Linked DNA regions of Homo sapiens: region 2 is linked to region 1. A link is a loop called in an ENCODE intact Hi-C map of the cell type or tissue named here. Cell type or tissue: spleen. All regions are shown on one strand. Each heading gives the region's core, and the rest is flanking DNA. Links, peaks and the distances in the headings are about the cores only.

The links. Hi-C counts contacts between places; a loop is a spot of excess contacts. Peaks named below come from ENCODE experiments on the same cell type or tissue, not always from the same donor. Only the 100,000 strongest peaks of a DNase experiment are listed, where the experiment ranks them.
Region 2: a loop joins it to region 1, with 4 times the contacts of the local background. A loop is called at or near these places in 39 of 110 quality-filtered maps.

What each region holds. Positions count from the first base shown.
Region 1 is chr1:236,864,048-236,872,558 of GRCh38, forward strand. All of the region lies in intron 22 of MTR (5-methyltetrahydrofolate-homocysteine methyltransferase), which reads left to right. Among named protein-coding and RNA genes, the nearest start is that of MTR, 73 kb to the left of the region's middle. In spleen, for the core only: CTCF peaks have their summits at 5,018 (motif pointing left) and 5,227; no DNase peak of the experiment used is centred there; H3K27ac peaks cover 2,013 bases.
Region 2 is chr1:236,755,950-236,764,179 of GRCh38, forward strand. ACTN2 (actinin alpha 2) reads left to right here. Exons shown (of 21, transcript NM_001103.4): 18 at 1,537-1,683; 19 at 3,775-3,840; 20 at 5,066-5,224; 21 at 6,512-8,230. The coding sequence ends at 6,670. Among named protein-coding and RNA genes, the nearest start is that of MTR, 35 kb to the right of the region's middle. In spleen, for the core only: a CTCF peak has its summit at 3,435; no DNase peak of the experiment used is centred there.

The DNA of each region.
Region 1 (8,511 bases), core at 165-8,164:
ATTTTGGAATGTTGTATACAAGTAAAACCCCTTTCTATCTTATTATAATTAATAAATATTCATAACAAAATCATTTGCATGTGAGAGCTGATGACCTGTAGTAAGTATGTGTTTCGCTTAGATTTGAACATATTCTTTGTAATGAAAAGCCTGATGGAAATAATGCTTTCCCATATCCATGTCCAGCCAACAGTCCTTTTGAGTCATAGACTTCTTTCCAATGTGCCATTTTCTCTAGATAGAGAAGAAAATTGACTGGAGCTATCCCTGTACTCCTCAGTTCTCTTCTTTGCTGTCAAGTAACAATTACCTGCTAAGCTGTGTCCCTGCTGTCAACATTTTTATCCATCTCTGCCTTCAAGGCTCATTAAATGCGGCTAAGAACCTTTCAGGAAGGCTGGAGACAGAGAAGCAGTGTCAGGAAGGCATTTTTTTTTCCCTCTGACTGTCTTCACAAGCATTTCTATTTACCTGCTCACTTACTGTCTAAAGACTTAGCGTTCTCTCCTAGTCCTAGAAACGAGGAATACTATTTCTATCCATGTACTTACTATTTTTTAAAGAGATAAATTTATTGAAGATAGATAGTTGTAATGAAATTTTACCTATATAATAAATATTTGGATAAGGTGTTCGCTTCCTAAAGTCTACAAAGCATTTCTGCTATAGGCTTACCTTTGCAAACCTGAGGTTGTTGGTTCCTGTTTGCATTCATCACAGTCAGTTAAAATTCACTTCAGTTAATGTTTATAGATCATCTTCTACTTACCAGGCATTATACTAGAGACACCAAAATGATTTAGTTGACTTTTCTCCTTGAAAAAGTTTACTGTTTCTCAGGCTAAATAGCCAGGTACATGTTCAGCCTTAATGGGACAAGAACCATTGAAGAAAGTGACTTGTAGGTAAACTTCCTAAAAGTGATTCTTGAGGTATCATTGTCATGTGCTTTATCATCATTTATTTTGATCAGTGGATTCTTAGCTGAGAGTATTATACTAGCAATGTTTATTTCTCCAGTAAAGACATTTTAAGAAGCCAGGGAACATTGTGGCATTTCTCCAGGGTGCTACTGGAACTGAATGTCAGCAGTTGTGAAGACTGCGTATTAAGCCTGAGGCTTTCCTGCAACAAACCCAGTTGCTATGTGTTGGGCACTGAGGGTTTGCGTATCTTTGCTAATAAGTCTAACTGGAGAAACACTTTCTGATGAAACGTTACTTTCATTTTACAAAAACAAGTGAATGTGCAAACTTCATGTCAAACACTCCTTTGGCTTGTGTGTGATAACACATAGACTCTTCCATTGGTGAGTTTAATTTTATGGTGTCAGCTAGTAGACAAGTGTCCCTGGAGATTGTCTTATGGAATAATGTGTACTTTTACTGTCAGTACCAGGCTAGTATGCTTGAAGGAATTACCTAGCCTAGTGAGTGAGTCTAGCAACCTATCCTGTATCTAATCCTTTTCTTTCCTGGCTTTTTATCATTGTTGCAGTGAATCTCAAAAATGATAACAATGTTTTTTCTTTGTGGGGATAAAAGAAATAAAGAGGGCTAAAACTGACAGTTCTGTTTAGAGAGAAAATGTATTTTTTAAATGGGGAAGATATGATGCAATAGAATTGCAAATTTGAGGATTTGAATAGAACTAAGGATGTATTCACCAAGAATCTAGTATTACCTACCATTTGTTTACCACTTCCCAATTTATACAGTTCTTTAGTATCACTGATTTTTTTTTCTTTGTCACCTTTTTGTTGTTGTCATTTTGGTTCCTTTCCTTTCTTTTCTTTCATCCTTCCTTTTCATGGTTTTGATCCTACTACCCTGCCTGTTATTGTATTTCTCCTTTTATAGATGAGAAAACTTAGGCTTAGAGAACTTGAGAGATTTCATCATAGTCACATGGCTAGCAAGTGTCATGGGCAAGCACATTCAGGGCTTTTGGTTCTAAAAGCTGGGACTTCGTAATATGTCACCTTACTTTACAATATTTTTTTTGACTTGAGTTGTAAACAAGTATAATGTCTAATATTGACACAGGCATACCTTGTTTTATTGTACCTCACTTTATTGAGCTTTGCAGATACAGCATTTTGTAAAAATTTGAGTTTTGTGGCAATCCTGCATAGAACATGTGTCTTGATGGCATTTTTCCAATAGCATGTGCTCATTTCACGTCTCTGTGTCACATTTTCCTAATTCTCACAATATTTCAAACCTTATTATTGTATCTGTTATGATGATCTGTGATCAGTGATCAGTGTTACTATTTTAATTGTTTTGGGGTACCATGAACCACACCCATAGAAGATGGCAAACTTAATCCATAAATATATATATTTTGACTGTTCCACTAACCAGCCATTCCCCATCTCTCTCCCTTTCCTCGGGCCTCCATAGTCCCTGAGACACAACAATATTGAAATTAGGCCAGTTAATAACTCTGTAATGGCCTTGTAATCCTCTAAGTGTTTAAGTGAAAAGAAGAGTCACACACCTCGACATTAAGTCAAAAGTTAGACATGATTAAGTTTAGTGAGGAAGGCATGTCAAAAACTGAAATAGGCTGAAAACTAGGCTTCTTGCACCAAATAGCACAGTTTATGCAAAAGAAAAGTTCTTAAAGGAAATCTAAAATGCTCCTCCAGTGAATACACAAAGGATAGGAAAGCAAAACAGCCCCACTGCTGTTATGAGGAAAGTTTGAGTGGTCTGGATAGAAGATTAAACCAGCCACAATATTCCCTTAAGCCAGAGTCTCACCCAGAGCAGTTTGGCATTGCTGGAGCAATAACAAATTGAAGAGAGCTCCAACCGTCTTCAATTTTGTGAAGGCTGAGAGAGGTGAAGAAGCTGCAGAAGAAAAGTTTGAAGCTAACAGAGGTTGGTTCATGAGGTTTAAGGAAAGAAGCTGTCTCCTAACATAATGGTACAAGGTGAAGTGCAGGTGCTGATGGAGAAGCTGCAGCAAGTTTTCCAGATCTAGCTGACATCACTGAGGAAGGTGGCTATGCTAACCAATAGGTTTTCAATGTAGATGAAATAGCTTTCTGTTGGAAGTAGGTGCCATGCAGGACTTTCATAGCTAGAGGGGAGAAGTGAATGCCTGGCTTCAAAACTTGAAAGGACAGGCTGACTCTCTTGTGGAGGGGCTGATGACTGTCAGTTGAAGCCAGTGCGCATTTGCCATTCTGAAAATTCTAGGGCTTTAAGAATTATGTTAAATCTACTCTGTCTGTGCTCTATAAATGGAATGACAAAGCCTGGATGAGAGCACATCTGTTTACAGCATGGGTTTACTGAATATTTTAAGCCTACCATTAAGACCTACTGCTCAGTAAAAAAGATTCCTTTCAAAATATTACTCCTCATTGACAGTGCACCTGGTCACAAGAATTCTGATAGAGATATACAAGGAGATGAATATTGTTTTCATGCCTGCTAACACAACATCCATTCTGCAGCCTGTGAATCAAGGAGGAATTTTGACTTTCAAGTCTTACATTTTGTAAGGCTGTAGCTGCCATAGATAGTGATGGATCTGGGCAAAGGAAATCAAAAAACCTTCTGTAAAGGATTCACCATTCTAGATGCCATTAAGAACATTTGTAATTCATGGGAGGAGGTCAAAATATCAACATTAACAGGAGCTTGGAAGAAGTTGATTCCAACTCTCATAGATGACTTTGAGGGATTCAAGACTTCAGTGGAGGAAGTAACTGCCGATGTGGTAGAAATAGCAAGAGTAAACCAGAATTAAAAGTGGAGCCTGAAGATGGGAATGAATTGCTACAATCTCGTAATACAACTTCAACAGATGAGGAATTGCTTCTTACGGCTGAGCAAGGCTGAGCAAAGAAAGTAGTTTCTTGAGATGGCTATGAACAGTGTTGAAATAACAACAGAGGATTTAGAATAAACAGCACGTAAACTTAGGTGATAAAGCAGGGGCAAGGTTTGAGATGATTGGCCTACAATTTTGAAAGAAGTTCTGTGAGTAAAACGCTATCAAACAGCATCACATGCTGCAGAGAAATCTTTTGTGAAAGTTAGATTCAATTGGTGTGGGAAACTTCACTGTCGTCTTATTTTGAGAAATTGCCACGGCCACCCCAAACTTCTGCAGCCACCACTCTAATCAGTCAGCAGCCATGAACATCAAGTCAAGACCCTCTACCAGCAAAAAGGTTACAACTCACTGAAGACCCAGATGATCATTAGCATTTTTTTTTTAGCAACAAGTATTTTTAAATTAAGGTATGTATACCTTGTTCTTTTAGACATAATACTATTGCACACATAATAGAGTACAGTATAGTGTGAACATAACTTTTATATGCATTGAGAAACCAAAAAATTCACATGACTCACTTTATTGAGATACTTTATTGTAATGGTCTAGAGTTGAACCTATAGCATCTCTGAGTTATGTCTGTATTCTAAATTCCCCTCAAGAAATAATGTAGAATATTTGGAAATATTTTTGATTAATTCCATTGAGGTTAATTTTACATATACTCTGTAATAGTAACTAGGAAAAGACAAAAGAGGACATTTTCCATTACAGATAATGCACAGTGTTTAATTATGTAAGAAAAATACGCTATTTCATGATACATTTTAAAGTTATACATCATACATCTAATGTTTTTAAACATGGGTCTGATAACCAGTGGTTCTTAATATAACTGTCTAGTATACGTAAAAGAGCAGTATATGGCTGAGCATGAAAATAATTCCAAACTGTATAATGTTGGAACGTTCAGCTGAGTGAGGAACATGATTGTACCTAAGTCAAAGATACGGTAATGCAGTCTCTCCTGAGAACTTCACATGCTGATAATTATTTAGAGGATTTGGATCCATTTTTTGAAGGAGAGATCAACAATTTGTTTATTTTTTTTAAAAAGTAATGGAAATGGCAACAGACCCCACTGGCACTACTTAAGTACAGGTTGGAAACCATGGCTGGACTGCAGACTGGATGGAAACACATGCCATCTTGTGGTGGCATGTGTGAATTGCAGGAGCAGCAGACAGGCTGCCACCTTAGTTAACTGAGAAATAAAGGGTAAAATGACAGCAAGTATCAGGTACCTTAAAAGGATGCAGATGCAGTTTTATTTTCCTTTTTAAATTTCTTCTGGAGACGAAAAGGACTTTTTGTCTTACATTACAGTATTTTTGAAATTCTGTGTATTCTTAAATAGTATGAGATGCCTTTGCTAAAACATTCAGTGCAACTTTTTTTTTCCTGGATTAGTATCCAAATTAAATGCTTGCTCTCATAGCTCTATTCTAAGCACTTAAAAAAAGAGTTTTTTTGTAGAGACAAAGTCTCGCTAATGTTGCCCAGGCTGGACTCAAACCCCTGGCCTCAAGTGATCCTCCTGCCTTGGCCTCTTAAAGCACTGGGTTTACAGGCATGAGCCTCCATACCCAACCTCTCTTCTGAGCACTTTAAAACAAATACTGTAAAATCAACAACTTCCGTAACATTCATTTTTATTCTCTTTAGCCTCCCATGTGGCGAAATACAGGAATGTGTATAGGGAGAGGCTTACAGACATAGGGTATGGCTCAAAATGACAAAGGGAAACTGAGGGAGAGTCAAGGAAGATGGGGTTATGTGTAGGGGTAAAACAGGAGGTTGTGGTAGAGGTGAGAGGGATGGTGGGAAGAATGGTAGCAGGCACAGAGGGCAGGCTGGATCTGACCTGTGCCCTCTTCTCCGACTTCACATACCCTGGGATTCCTAGCTAGTTCAGGACTCTGGGCCCTCATAGTGCTGGTCTCTGCCTAGACTTCCCTGTTTCCTTCAGCTAATACCCACTTAATTTTTCAAAATCCATTTCAGACTTTCCCCTAGGATGCTTCTGGTTGTCACCCATTTTGGGCCTTCCATACATAGTACACTGTAAATGCTTTCATTGTAGTACTTGCCACACCATATTCTAATTCAGAGCTTGCCAACAGTTTCTCAACTCAGATGTGCCAGGAAACCCATTCTCTTTCCTGCTGGAGAGTGGAACTGGGCCTCTGTCCTACATGGGTTGACCAGGGCTGTGAGCAACTTCCTTTGTGCATCCCAGTACCATAAGTGTCATTTCAGTGTGTGGAAATAGTGAGAATTGCCCTCTAATCAATAGTACATTTGACTATTTCCCCAGCAAGACGACTTTGAAGGCAGGCTAATTAGCTGGAAATTGAACTTGTCACCCAGGCCTCTGGCTCAGTGTTCTTGGTCGTTTTCTTACCTCACTGATCTGTGGTTATGATTCTCTCCTGCTGATCTCTCCTTCTGGGAGTGGTCTTTAAACACAGAAATGTTCTGGGGCTCAGCCCTTGGACCTCTTCTCTGTCTTCACTGTCTAGATGTGTGTTTCTCAAACTGTAATGTACCTTCTTGTCACCTGGGGATTTTGTTAAAAGTCAGATTCTGATTAGGGTAAGTCTGGACTGGAGGTTCTGCATTTCCGACAAACTCTCAGATAGGGCTGGTGCTGCTGGTACAGGAGCACACCTGGAGTAACAAGGCCTGGGGTGGGCTGAAGTCGTCTCATTCGTTTTGTGACTTCAGTATCATCTGATGTACTGACAAGTCCCAAATTGTATCTCCACTGTGGATCTCTCCCCCAGACTTTAGACTTACATATCCAGTGGACTCCCTGACAGCTCCATTTGGATATCTAAAGAAATCTCAAATTTAATATTTTGAAAACTGAACTAATTGCCACCATTTTGTGAACACCTCCCCAGCTCTCCCCTATTTCAAGAAATAGCAACTTCATTTTTCTTGCTGCTCAAACCGAAACTCTTGCGTCATCCTCTCGTCAGATAACCCGCATGTAACCCATCAGTTCTCCTTTCACAGTATTTCCAGGATCTGACCACTTCTCACTACCTACACTGCTTCTTGTCTGGATTTTTGCAGCAGCCTAACCAGTCTCTCTGCTTCTCTACCCCGGACTTGTTTCAGTCCCAAGTAAATCTGTTAAATCTAAGTCAGATTTCTTACTCCACTGTTCAGACCCTCCAGTGATTTCTCTCTTCGCTCAGTAAAACTCAGAGCCCTTGTAGTGGTCTGCAAGGCCCTTGTGTAGTGGGTATAATCTGGAAGCTTCCCGGACCCCACCCCTGGTCAGTTAAATCACAGTCTCTGGAAAATGGAGTCCAAGCTTCAGGTTGTTTGATTTTGAAAAGGCTCCCCTGGTGATTCTGATGCGAAGTCTACACAGGCTCTGGCCTTTTCCTCCTCCTCTGAACTTATCACCCACAACTCTATCCTTCTCCGTTTCTGTTCCAGCCACAACAATTTCCTTACTCTTCCTTAAACATGGCAAGCATCCACATAAGATGTTCCTGAGAGAAACACTGCTGAAACAAGAAAAAGCAGTGACAGCAAGATGATTCTTGCCATCATACTGATGCGTTTTAGTTGAATTTTAAAACATATACAATGTTAAAAAAAAAATCAGCTTTGAAATGTATGCCTTTTTGTCTTGATTTAAAAGCAGTATGCTATTTTTCCTAGTTTTATATGTGACAGTCTATGCTTAGTCATTGTTTAACAAAAGATCCAGGTACTAGACTTTCTTCAATATGTTAAAAAGAAAAAAAAAGCATGTGGTACCATCTCACTCCTGCTATAACCTGCAGTGGTTATACATCATTAACACCTCCAGCGTGCATTTGCTACTGGGTTAGTGCCAACAAAGCTGAATATACTTACCATTGATTTGAAGTTGTCTTACTTTTTACTGAAGATTCCATATGTCATAGTTTTTTTTTTAACTTTTTTTAAAAAAGTAATATGAGTACAAGCTAAAAATCCAGTGGTATGAAAGGGCATATAGTGAGAAGCCAGTCCCCTTCCTGCCCCAGCGTTCAGCACCCATTGTTACCAGCCAGTATGTCATGTTGTAGTCTTAAGCATTCTTTTTTGTTCTTGTTATTTAAACGTTTTTGCCTATTTAATTTTAAGAATTGTTGATGTAATGAAATAAGTAAAAATGCATGCTGTAAGTTTTTCAACATCTTTTAACAAATAGAAGAAGGTTAAATTATCAAAATGACATTAAGGTACTCTGTAAATTTAAAATAGAAGTAATTCCTAGAACATTTTCCAGGGCAGACATTCCTGTTTCCTCTGAGTTCCAGGAAGCTCTCTCCTCCATGAATTGAAATTTGTCTGGCACTGTTCCGTTCTCTGAGAGTGTGCTCCAGGCTTCCTCTGCCCCAGCGCCTGTTCTCCTGTGTGCCCATCTAGAGTCTGCCTTTCCTTTCAGTCTTGCCCTCTTGCCCTCGGTGACCTGCACCCTGAATCACTCTCCCTCTTTTTCTTGCGTTAAGTAATCAGAGTTCCCTGACAGCTCTTCGTGTGCAGGACCTGACCTCTTTTTCATGATCTTCCCTGTTGGCTTCCAAGTTCAACAGGTGTTTATTGAGGAACTTCCCTAGCCCTTTTTATTGGCCTAAATAGATAAGATAATGGATTTTGGAGTGA
Region 2 (8,230 bases), core at 1-8,000, 110 kb before region 1:
ACCGTTAGAACCCTGGTAATAGAGTATATACTGCAGAGGGCCCGCTGCCACTGTTAGAACCCTGGTAATAGAGTATATACTGCAGAGGGCCCGCTGCCACCGTTAGAACCCTGGTAATAGAGTATATACTGCAGAGTGCCCGCTGCCACTGTTAGAACCCTGGTAATAGAGTATATACTGCAGAGTGCCCGCTGCCACTGTTAGAACCGTGGTTATAGAGTATATACTGCAGAGTGCCCGCTGCCACTGTTAGAACCCTGGTAATAGAGTATATACTGCAGAGTGCCCGCTGCCACTGTTAGAACCCTGGTAATAGAGTATATACTGCAGAGTGCCCGCTGCCACTGTTAGAACCCTGGTAATAGAGTATATACTGCAGAGTGCCCGCTGCCACTGTTAGAACCCTGGTTATAGAGTATATACTGCAGAGTGCCCGCTGCCACCGTTAGAACCCTGGTTATAGAGTATGTACTGCAGAGTGCCCGCTGCCACCATTAGAACCCTGGTAATAGAGTATATACTGCAGAGTGCCCGCTGCCACCGTTAGAACCCTGGTAATAGAGTATATACTGCAGAGTGCCCGCTGCCACCGTTAGAACCCTGGTAATAGAGTATATACTGCAGAGTGCCCGCTGCCACCGTTAGAACCCTGGTAATAGAGTATATACTGCAGAGTGCCCGCTGCCACCGTTAGAACCCTGGTTATAGAGTATATACTGCAGAGTGCCCGCTGCCACCGTTAGAACCCTGGTAATAGAGTATATACTGCAGAGGGCCCGCTGCCACTGTTAGAACCCTGGTAATAGAGTATATACTGCAGAGGGCCCGCTGCCACTGTTAGAACCCTGGTTATAGAGTATATACTGCAGAGTGCCCGCTGCCACCGTTAGAACCCTGGTTATAGAGTATATACTGCAGAGTGCCCGCTGCCACCGTTAGAACCCTGGTAATAGAGTATATACTGCAGAGTGCCCGCTGCCACTGTTAGAACCCTGGTAATAGAGTATATACTGCAGAGGGCCCGCTGCCACTGTTAGAACCCTGGTTATAGAGTATATACTACAGAGTGCCCGCTGCCACTGTTAGAACCCTGGTAATAGAGTATATACTGCAGAGTGCCTGCTGCCACTGTTAGAACCCTGGTAATAGAGTATATACTGCAGAGGGCCCGCTGCCACCGTTAGAACCCTGGTTATAGAGTATATACTACAGAGTGCCCGCTGCCACTGTTAGAACCCTGGTAATAGAGTATATACTGCAGAGTGCCCGCTGCCACCGTTAGAACCCTGGTTATAGAGTATATACTGCAGAGTGCCCGCTGCCACTGTTAGAACCCTGGTGGGTGCTTGTGAGTACTTCTCACTACAGAATCTTGCAACAGATGACAAAGTAGAATTTTTTTTCAAGTGTGGGGAAGGCTATCATGAGCCCTGCTTAGTAAGCCCTTTGAGTCGGCTGTACTGTTATGAAAGTAAAGAGGCAGAGTTGACATGCTGGAGAGACTTAGAACTGATCTTTCCCCTTTTCCCTCAATAGCACATTCGTGTTGGATGGGAGCTGCTGCTGACAACCATCGCCAGAACCATCAATGAGGTGGAGACTCAGATCCTGACGAGAGATGCGAAGGGCATCACCCAGGAGCAGATGAATGAGTTCAGAGCCTCCTTCAACCACTTTGACAGGGTACCACTCTCTACTTATTTGAAGGGCAATACTGGGGACATTAAACAATGTATCTGAAATAATATGCATGCTCTCGTTTTAAGTCTTAAGGCTCCACAACATTTACAGGGAAACAGGATAGTTAATGACAAAAGAAAATAGCCACCAAAACTAAGTGTCCTAAGCTTTGATGTTGCTCAAGGTGACACAAAGTCCAGGTTTGTGTGCTGTTTCATACAGATCACTTAATAGAATGCATTTGTAGTTGACATCAAAGCTGATTTGTTCTAAGTCAAAGTGTATTCTTCACAAAATGTGATTGTTGGCTTTAGGTCATTTCGTAAAGACTTAAATACAAAACTCTGATATGCTTTTCCTAAGCAACTGTTTAGGAAAAGCATCTGGTCATAATTTAACCCATTCTTTCAACATATAAAACTCAGTTTTCTGTTTTAATTAACAAAATTGATGCATGATCTCTTTTAAGGACATGCAGCAATAAAATGGTGATAATTTTTGTAGTAAAAGCATATAAAAAGCTAAGTGCTGCTTTAAAAATATCATCTAGTATTCTGATTTGAATAATATTGAGTAGAACCAATTCTTTATGAGAAAATACTATTTACTAATCCTGTGGCTGGAAGTGAGTGACTATTAAGGCACACTCCAATTCTTTTCTTTTTTTTTTTTAATGAGACGGAGTCTCGCTCTGTCACCAGGCTGGAGTGCAGTGGCATGATCTCGGCTCACTGCAACCTCCGCCTCCCGGGCTCAAGCAATTCTCCTGCCTCAGCCTCCCTAGTATCTGGGACTATAGGCACCTGCCACCATGCCTGGCTAATTTTTTTTTTTTTTTTTCAGTAGAGACGGGGTTTCGCCATGTTAGGCAGGATGGTCTCAATATCCTGATCTCATGATCCACCCACCTTGGCCTCCCAAAGTGCTAGGATTACAAGTGTGAGCCACCGCACCTGGCCTTTTTTCTTTTTGTTTTGTTTTGTTTTGTTTTGTTTTGTTCTGTTTTTGAGATGGAGTTGTGCTTTTGGTGCCCAGGCTGGAGTGCAATGGTGTGATCTCAGCTCCCTGCAACCTCCACCTCCCAGGTTCAAGCGATTATCCTGCCTCAGCCTCCCAAGTAGCTGGGATTACAGGCATATGCCACCATGCCTGGCTAATTTTTTGTATTTTTACTAGAAACAGGGTTTTACTATGTTGGCCAGGCTGGTCTTGAACTCCTGACCTCAGGTGATCCATCTGCCTCAGCCTCCCAAAGTGCTGAGCTTACAGGCGTGAGCCACCACGACTAGCTACGTTCCAATTCTTAAAGATCACTAAAAGGGATGTACCATTACTTTGCATGGAGCCCTGTTATGATTTGCAAATGTCCATCAGTCGTTCCTAAAATGCCTCTGGGCTAGATAGACCAGTCAGATTTGGGCCTTTTGGAGGATTCAGACAGTGGACTTCTGATCAGAGAGCTAGGCATAAGTAAAAAATTATCCACAGAGATGGATATTGACGTTCTTATAGCTTCAGCACACCTTTATTGTGCAGCAGCATGCTGTGATTTGACGTATCTGCATTCATTAAAGCCCAAGTCATTTTTCTTCCAAGGAGGGAAATGATGGATCGTCATCCCTGTACACAACCATCTCTTGTTGAAAGACACTCTCACTCATTGGGGCTACTTTATAGGAAGAAAGCACATTGATTTGAATCCAAGATGATCACAATCTTTTGCAACAAAAGTCCAAGGAGTACAATGCAGAACTTACCATGTTTAGAAGTTTGTTCAAATTAAACATGAATGATTCTTTGTCAGTAGGTGGCAGTAGTGAGCTCCTGACTAGTTCCTTTTGCTGTTTTCTTGAGTGTGTGGTCTCCTTTCGTTTTTGTCTGGTCTTTACCCTCCTCTCCCCTCTTTTTCATTTTTAAGAAACTAGTTTGTAACATCCTTGTGCTGGCTCCATCCTTCTCGCAAGTCAGTGGTGACATTTACGACCTTGGCAGAGCTCAAAGTGCTTCTCTTACCAGATCTTTGTTCAGTTGGTCAAGTAGAGTTGCTCATCTTGCCCTGTGCTCACCTGCTCTGTCCTTTGTTTTTGCCAACAGAGGAAGAATGGCCTGATGGATCATGAGGATTTCAGAGCCTGCCTGATTTCCATGGGTTATGACCTGGTAAGACAGAAGTTGAAATTGTACTAAGATTTGATATTTTATTGAATTTGGATTTCTGTTATAAAAGATGACAAGCTCAAACCAAGGTAGTGCATTTGGGATTGGTTCGTTTTCATTATATAGGATAATATTTTTTGAAGGTCTCACTGTTATTATATAAAAATAAAGTCACGAGGCCTGGCGCAGTGGCTCACGCCTGTAATCCCAGCACTTTGGGAGGCCGAGGCGGATGGATCACCTGAGGTCAGGGGTTTGAGACCAGCCTAACCAATATGGTGAAACCTCTTCTCTACTAAAAATCCAAAAATTAGCCAGCTGTGGTGGCGGGCACCTGTAGTCCCAGCTACTTGGGAGGTTGAGGCAGGAGAATGGCTTGAACCTGGGAGGCGGAGGTTGCAGTGAGCTGAGATTGCACCACTGCACTCCAGCCTAGATGACAAGAGTGAAACTCCATCAAAAAAAAAAAAAGTCACAGAACCAAAGCATTTATTTTTATTCAATAATTGGTCAGATTATTTTTTCTAGTGAAGGAGATGAGAACATAGGCTTTTTGATTGTTTTAAACAGCTTTACTGAGATATAACTCACGTACTACGGTTTACCCATTTAAAGTGTATACTTCAGTGGCTTTTAGTAGGAACCTAATGATTTTTCAAGTGCTTTTTCCTCTAATATGCTGAAAGGTAAAAAAGGTTTAGTCGTAAATCAGCCAAGATAAACTTACATTTCCCTGTGGGCTGGGATAGTCCTAGTATATCAGACACTTCTCTGTTACCCATTAATGAGTATTTTTAACCTGGCCTCCCTTGATTCTCTTTGGGACTGTAAACTACAGTCGTGACAGCCATGTTCTGAGCTGCCTTCAGTTTGGCAGCATCGCTTTCCTAGTTGTAATCTGAGGAAAGGGCTCAGCTCCCGCTTTGACCTCCTCTTCCATAATTACGTCACGTGACCCATCAAGGCCAGCAGTGGGTCCCAGAGAGGAAAGACTTCTGACATTTACAAGCTTCTGGTTTGAAGCTCCAGCAACTTTTAAAATTGTTTGGTAGCAGTAAACCTTAGTCACCCTTAAGGGGAATCTTGTCCAAAGACTGAAGGGAAACGCAGGTAATAATTCAGTTTTCAGACATAAAGGAATTGGCATGTCACCAGGGAAAGAATGAAAACGGCTCTGTTGAGAGTTGTGTACCGTTCGTGTACATGTTTCTTTGCCACTTTGCCCCAGGGTGAAGCCGAATTTGCCCGCATTATGACCCTGGTAGATCCCAACGGGCAAGGCACCGTCACCTTCCAATCCTTCATCGACTTCATGACTAGAGAGACGGCTGACACCGACACTGCCGAGCAGGTCATCGCCTCCTTCCGGATCCTGGCTTCTGATAAGGTCTGCATTGACAGATTTCCTTCTGCTTTAGCAGGAGTCCACTACATCCTTCTAACAAAAAAGGCAACAGTGTTGTAAATAAAAACCATTTTTATGCCGGTGTATTTTGTACAACATTGGCACTGATTTCAGAAGGCAGCAGATAGACACACAACAATGGCGCGCCCAGCACAGAGGAAACAGACATGCCATTCCTGGCATTCGTGCTTGGCCTTGCATTGAGTTTTTATAGAAGGGACAAGAGTGTATTTGTACTTGCGTGTGTGTGTGTGTGTGTGTGTGTGTATGTGCGCGCTACTGGTTCGACCCCTGTTTTACATTCTAGGTTGGTGGATGTGACTCAGAAAGAAGAAACTATGCAATTTAGATGTTATAAAACTGGTACCTTCTCCTAAGGATCAATGACCCTGACTTTGTGCCCAGCCATGGAGCAAAGTTAAATATAGCCGTTCAGTCAGTAAAAAATTGGCAAGCTTTTCATTACATGTAGCCTAGACCTTCAGGAGGAGTTTAATTGCCAGTTCAGAATTGTAATATTTTACCCCCCAAACAATAAAAACATCTCTATGTATAAATTCAATTTGGGACAGGATTATTTTACCCTGTTTTCTGGCTGAGAGGATAATGAACATTACCACAAGGAGGTTAGCATGCTAAAACACAGTAACAGAGCCATATTTATTACCTTAAAAATCAGATAAGACCAACTATTTTTAAAATAATGTTTTCTTTAAAATGAATCATTTACCCATGGGGTGAGGGTGGATGGGAAATAGCCCAGCTGATTTAGAAGGTAAGAAACCATGGCTCCTCCAACCCCACTAAGAAACTTCTACTATAAATTATATAATATGCAAACTATAATGATATAAATTATAATGTGATATTTGAGATTTACTTATTTTGACTTTTACCAACCAGACTATTTGGCTGGAATTGTCCTATTTCCCACTGAACTTTTTTTTTAAAAGCTTCATCTTTTCTGGTATGAAATGCAGATCATAGTACGTATCCTCGCATTGTGGCTCAGTTTGAGAACTACTAGTAATGCTCCATTTGCCTTTATGAAGCATATCACCCTTCCTGCTGGCCAGGCCGCTTCTAGATACGCTCCTACAAGTAAAACTTGGCTTTCTGTTGGTTGTCTGGTACTACTATGCCAATAGACTCCCTATTCTTTAGTCCTTTTAAAAAATTAAACAGATGCAAGAAATATGTAAGTATTAAGACTGTTTATGTTGTGGTGTTTCTGCAACTGACTGCAAACACGTGTGTATTTTTTCCCAGCCATACATCCTGGCGGAGGAGCTGCGTCGGGAGCTGCCCCCGGATCAGGCCCAGTACTGCATCAAGAGGATGCCCGCCTACTCGGGCCCAGGCAGTGTGCCTGGTGCACTGGATTACGCTGCGTTCTCTTCCGCACTCTACGGGGAGAGCGATCTGTGATGCTGAGCTTCTGTAATCACTCATCCCATCAGAATGCAATAAAAGCGGAAGTCACAGTTTGTTTCCTGGAAACTTTGACAAGCTTTATTAAGTTGAGAGAGAGAGAGGGGAAAAAAAAAAGCCTTTCGTAGTTCAGTAATTGCCAGCAATATAACACGGCTAAAATGAAGTTTTTACAGTATATGACATAGTGCGCTTCATAAATAGGTTTATTTCTGAGTTTTTAGCAAAATGTAATGAAATATCAGGTTGATTTCTTTGATTAAACAGAACAAATTACTTGAGTAATAGGAAATTAGGAGGATCTAGGGACAGAAGGAAAGTGAAAAATGTGAAAATACAAAATACCCAAGATTTAAGACCGGGGGGAAAAAACCACAAATTGGTAAATAAAGGTTTGCTATTTGTAAAAAATTTCATTTATCTCTAATATGCTTATGTGATTGCCCCTAGGGGAGTATATTTGGGATTCTAATGTTTTATTTTCATGCTTATCCAAAGATTACTATTGTATCTTCAAATGAATTTAATATTGTGAGATGGAACTGCCGGGGATTAAAAAGACTACCCAAAAGATTTTTGGCACTTACAATTTTTAAAATAGTTTATGTCATCTCTTCATTATTTAGGGCTGGATGGTCAACTCAGTCAGTGATTTTTTGATGCTTCTCTTATCCTCCAGAATAGAGACCTAAGGACACGTGGAAGTCAGTTTAATTGCCAGAGAGAAGGATGCAATCACTAGGTAAAATGAGGTTTTTAGGATTATTTATTGATTCCAGGTTCCCATGCTTTTTGTTAGAGCTTATTAGTACAGGTTCTCAAGAGATGACCACATAAAAGTGCTCTGTTTATAAATAAGCAGGTTTCTGTAGTACTGACTGGTTCATCACAAGGCAAGTCAGAAACCAGTATCCTTCTAGCTCTCCAGTCAGGACTTCCTTATGCCTCTAGTTTTATGACCGGTTAAGGAGAAGCCAGAGTTAGAGTAGGAGAGGACTAATTCTCAGCAGCAGTGGAGGTGAGTTCTTTCTTTTGCGGAAGCTTTACATATGTTTTGTGTAGTAGGAATAACTAGATATTTTAGCTAGTGTGCGGTGTGTGTTCACCCCTGGGATTGGACAGTGTATCCTAACAAGTCCCATGTCTGGTTCTGTGTCTAAAGGCCTGCTCCATGACACAGGATGCTACATGCACTCCTGCTAGCACATCTTGATCTGTTGAATGTTCATTCTTTCTTTTTGCTCATACTGCTGTAGGCTATAATTCCCCCCTGTTTTTCCATCTTGTTGACAGCTTGTAGAGAATAAAGCAGGAATTCTTTTTATATCTGAGTCCTTAATGATCAGGAAATGGATTACAAACAAACAAAAACAGTTGCAAACAGCAATTAAAGCATTACTAGAGAAGCAGTAACATGTCTGTTACCTACAGTCTGTTTGCTCAGATTTTTATAGATTTCCACCAACAGCTGGAAATGTAATATTTCCATTCCAAGCTGTCTGACAGCTTGACTCTTCTTCCTACACTGGGCCATTTAGAACCTTCAACCTTTATGAA